Regions from separate parts of the Homo sapiens genome. Here region 1 is linked to region 2. A link is an interaction called in ENCODE POLR2A ChIA-PET data of the cell type or tissue named here. Cell type or tissue: GM12878. All regions are shown on one strand.

Evidence for each region. ChIA-PET counts read pairs that join two places held together with the same protein. Peaks named below come from ENCODE experiments on the same cell type or tissue, not always from the same donor. Only the 100,000 strongest peaks of a DNase experiment are listed, where the experiment ranks them.
Region 1: POLR2A ChIA-PET joins it to region 2 with 8 read pairs; 1 of 35 experiments calls an interaction of 5 or more read pairs at or near these places.

What each region holds. Positions count from the first base shown.
Region 1 is chr4:5,713,452-5,715,951 of GRCh38, forward strand. The region is part of intron 1 of EVC (EvC ciliary complex subunit 1); the gene reads left to right. Among named protein-coding and RNA genes, the nearest start is that of EVC, 3.5 kb to the left of the region's middle. In GM12878, no CTCF peak of the experiment used is centred here; no DNase peak of the experiment used is centred here; H3K4me3 peaks cover 861 bases.
Region 2 is chr4:4,504,004-4,506,503 of GRCh38, forward strand. The region is part of intron 1 of STX18 (syntaxin 18); the gene reads right to left. Among named protein-coding and RNA genes, the nearest start is that of STX18-IT1, 24 kb to the left of the region's middle. In GM12878, no CTCF peak of the experiment used is centred here; no DNase peak of the experiment used is centred here; H3K27ac peaks cover 539 bases.

The DNA.
Region 1 (2,500 bases), 1.2 Mb after region 2:
CTGTTCAACTGAGGTCAGGAGTTCGAGACCAGCCTGGCCAATATGGTGAAACCCTGCCTCTACTAAAAATACAAAAATTAGCTGGCATAGTGGCAGGAGCCTGTAATCCCAGCTACTCAGGAGGCTGAGGCAGGAGAATCGCTGGAACCTGGGAGGCGGAGGTTGCAGTGAGCCAAGATCGCACCATTGCACTCCAGCCTGGGCGATAGAGCAAGGCTCCGTCTCAAAAAAAAAAAAAAAAAAAAAATTAGAGACCAGCCTGACCAACATAGAGAAACCCTATCTCTACTAAAAATACAAAATTAGCCAGGTGTGGTGGTGCATGCCTGTAATCCCAGCTACTGGGGAGGCTAAGGCAAGAGAATCGCTTGAACCCAGGAGGTGGAGGTTGCAGTGAGCCAAGATCATGCCATTGCACTCCAGCCTGGGCAACAAGAATGAAACTCCATCTAAAAAATAAATAAATAAATAAAGATAATGCCCAGTTTTCTAGCATGGTGCATACAGTGGCTTACCTTCCCCTGAGCACCTACCCTGATGCACAGGTGCCCAGCCACTTGCCTCATCCTGCTCTCCAGCCACTCAAGACACCTCGCTGTTCCCCGTACACCTCTGCACTTCTGCACATCTGTTCTCTCCGCCTGCGCGGTCCTTTCTTAGACTCTATCCTGCTCAGCCCTCAGGACCCAGAGAGATCACCTTCTTAACTAGGGAAGCCTTAACCTTCCACGCTAGATCAGGTACTTCCCTGCTTTGTAGGCACTGTTTGTTCTCCTCCTCTGTTCCAAGTCACAATTTTATCTTGCATTGCTTTCCTTTTGCTGTTTTTGTTTTATTTTGTTATTTTAACTTATTTCATCATTAAACCTGTTTTATTTACATCAAAGTTGTTCATGCACATAATTTAAAGTATTAGTTCAAAAGGAGCAATAGCCCCACCCATTTTCTACTTCTCAACAGTGGCCTTGTTAACTCTTTCAGCTGATTATTTTGGGAATTTACTTCCCATTTCTAAATAATGTGCCTATATTGCTGCTGCTTGCATTTTTTTTTTTTTTTTTTGGCTGCGTGCAATAGCCGTTGACCCTCCACTGTGGAAAGGAAGAGGACTTAGCTCTGTTGCCTCCCTTCCTCCATAAAATGTCCACTCTTCCCAACACCACCACCACACTCTCAATACGGAGGTTATAGGGGAATTTGGTTAAATTTGTATTCAGTGTTTCCATTATTACAATTCTACAAACATTATCTACTGCAAGTTAAGGATCAGTTGTGGTCATGAATACCTTCTTTTCTTGCACAACATTTTGTTTTTCCTGAAATTAATAGCTATTCTCTTTTTTTGTTTTTTGTTTGTTTTTTGTTTTGTTTGAGATAGGGTCTCACTTGATTGCCCAGGCTGGAGTTCAGTGGCATGATCACAGTTCACAGTAGCTTTGACCTCTTGGGCTCAGGTGATCCTCCCGCCTCAGCCTCCCAAGTAGCTGGGACTACAGGCTTGCACCACCATGCCTGGCTAATTTTTTTTTTTTTTCTATTTTCTGTAGAGTTAGAGTTTTGCCATGTTGCCCAGGCTGGTCTCAAACTCCTGGGCTCAAGCAGTCTTCCTGCTTTCACCTCCCAAAGTGCCAAGATCACAGGTGTGAGCCACCACATCTGGCCTTGGTTTTTTCATTTGCTTAGATTCTGTGTACTTATCATTCATTTAACTCTCCCCCACATATGTGCGTTTGTGTTCAAGACATTTGAATGCATTAGATATTTGATCCATTTTATCTTCTTGAGAAAAATATCTCTCCCAGAAACATTCTGACAAGCTCTAGTTTGAGCTGGTTATTCTCTAGACAGCTCTCTAAAGTGTGGACCAGACCAGCAGCATCAATATCTTGGGGAGCTTGATAGAAATGCATATTCTTGGGCTCTACCCCAGACTCACTGAAGGAGAATCTCTAGGGATGAGTCCAGCAAGCTGTGTTTAATAAGCCCTCCTGGTGATTTACATGTTCTTAAAGTTTGAGAAGCAGCTACTCATCATGCTGGGAGTTTCTCACGTCTCTTCTGGGTTGAATCCTGTTTCAGGGATTCCCTGGCACTCCCCTTTTGTTAGGTAATTTCATTGCATGCCTGGAGCACATCCTTCAGTAGCTTTTTCAAAAAGGGATGGATGCAACTCTTTTGAGAACTTCTATGTCTGAAAATATATTCTTCTATCTTTATACTTAATTTGGTAAGAATAATTAGATTGGGAATAATTTTCCTCCAGAATTTCGAAGGCATTTTTCCATTGTCTTTTTTTTTTTTTTTTTTTTTGAGATAGAGTCTTGCTCTGTCACCCAGGCTGGAGTGCAGTAGTGCAATCTCGGCTCACTGCAACCTCCACTTCCTGGGTTCAAGCAATTCTTCTGCCTCAGCCTCCTGAGTAGCTGGGACTACAGGCATGCGCCACCATGCCCAGCTAATTTTTGTATTTTTAGTAGAGATGGGGTTTCACCATGTTGGC
Region 2 (2,500 bases):
TTTAGGGGATACATGAATAAAAATGTGTAAAGGTCACTGACTTACACATCTGGTAGGGAGAAAAACACTAAACACGTATTTACAAATAAAATTCTATGAAGCAAAAACATAAGCATACCATGAGAGCTGCCTGAAACAGAGGAACAGCGTTTGTAAAGGCTGTGAGGTGGAGGAGAACATAAAATGTTCAAGGAATCAAGCTGGATCATGCCATGCTTTCTAATCTAGAGTAGAGATTACTTATTTTTTTTTCTAAAGAGATACCTGGAAGGGAGTGTTTTAATCAGGAAAATGATCTATTCAGATTTACTTCTTATGTATTTATTATCTCTCAGAAAAAATCTGTTGCTTATCAGTAAAAACAGGGAATTCATTCATTCATTCATCCATCAAATCTTAACTGAATATCTGTTTTGTGCCAGACTTTATTAGGCACTCAGGATACAGGAGTACACAGACAATAAAGCTCTGATACCTCTCGAAACTTAGCAAGAAGTATTTACTTTCAGAGAAGGAAAAGTGAAGTTAAATGGGAGACTAAGAGAAAATATTTGCAAATTATACACATGACAAAGGACTTGTTGTTCAGAATGTATAAAGTACTCTCAAAGTCAAAACTAAGAAAACAAAAAACTAAATTAAAAATAGGCAAAAGACTTGAACAGACACTTCACTAAAGAAGGCAAGGGGGGCACATGAAAGATGTTTGGCTTCATTAGCTATTAGAGAAATGCTAATTAACAATGATGTATCACTACACACCTATTAAAATAGCTGAAATAAAAAATACTAAAAATACCAAGTGTTGGTGAGAATGTGAAATAACTAGAATTCTCATACATTGTTGGTGGGAGCACAAAATTGTACAGCCACTTTAGAAAATAAGTAGCTGTTTAAAAAAAAAATAGTAGCCTTATTGAGCCCTAATTCACATAGCAAACAATTCATCCATTTAAATTGTGCAATTCCATGGTTTTTAGTGTATTTGAAAGTTGTGCAATCATATTTCCACAATCTGTTTTAGAACATTTTCATCACCCCCAAAATCCCATACCCATTAGTGGTCACTCCCCATTTCCCCCAACACCCCCAGTGCTGGGCAACCGATTTACTTTCTGACTCTATGGATTTGCCTGTTCTGGACATTTCATATACAGCAGTTCCTTCACTTACCGTGGGGTTATGTCCCAATAAATCCATAATAAATTGAAAATATGGGAAGTCAAAAATGCATTTAATACACCTAACCTACCAAACATCATAGCTTAGCCTTGCCTACCTTAAGTGTGCTCAGTACACTTACAGATGTATTTACCTACAGTTGAACAAAATCATATCCAAAGAATGCTGGCAACACAGTACACTGCAAAGTATGGGTTGTTTACCCTCATAATTGCATGGCTGACTGAGAGCTGATGTCGAGCATCAAGAGGGAGTGTCATACCGCACATTGCTAGCCTGGGAAAAGATCAAAATCCAAAACTCGAAGTATGGGGATGGGTGTGGTGGCTCACGCCTGCAATCCCAGCACTCTGGGAGGCCGAGGCAGGCGGATCACTTGAGGCCAGGTGTTCGAGACCAGCCTGGCCAACACGGCGAAACTCCATCTCTGCTAAAAATAAAAAAAAAAAAAAAATCAGCCAGGCATGGTGGTGCACATCTGTAATCCCAGCTACTCAGGAGGCTGAGGCATGACAATCACTTGAACCTGGGAGGTGGAGGTTGCAGTGATCTGACATCAAGCACTGCACTCCAGCCTGGGTGACAGAGACTCTGTCTCAAAAAACAAAAACAAAAACGAAAAATCGAAGTATGGTTTCTACTGAATGCTTATCACTTTTGCAGCACTGTGAAAGTTGAAAAATCATGTCCTGAACCTTAGTAAGTCGGAGACCATGTGTAAATGGACTTATGCAATAAGTGGCCCTTTGTGCCTGTTTTTTAATTTAACTTAGCATATTTTCAAGGTTTATCCATATTGTAGCAGGTACCAGTACTTCATTTTTTATTGCCAAATAATATTCCATTGTATGGATATACATTTTATTTATCCATTCATCAGTTGATGAATACTCAGATTGTTTTCACTACTTGAGTATTATGAATGATGCCGCTATGAACATTTGTGTACAGGCAGTTTCTTATACCATTAAACATACACTCACCAGATAACTTAGGAATCCCCTAGGTATTTGCCCTAGAGAAATGAAAATGTATGCTCATGCAAAAATCTGTATACAAACATTTGTAGCAGTTCTATTCATAATTGTCAAAAACTAGATACAACACAAATGTCCTTCAACAGGTGATAGATAATTGTAGTAACTTCATGTAACGGATACTACTTAGTAATAAAGAAGGAACTATTGATACACACACATCTAGAATCAACCTTAAAGGCATTATGCCGACTAAAAGAAGTCAGTTTCAAAGGGTATATATGATCTCATTTATATGATGTTATTGAAAAGACAAAATTATAGCAATGGAGAACCGTTTG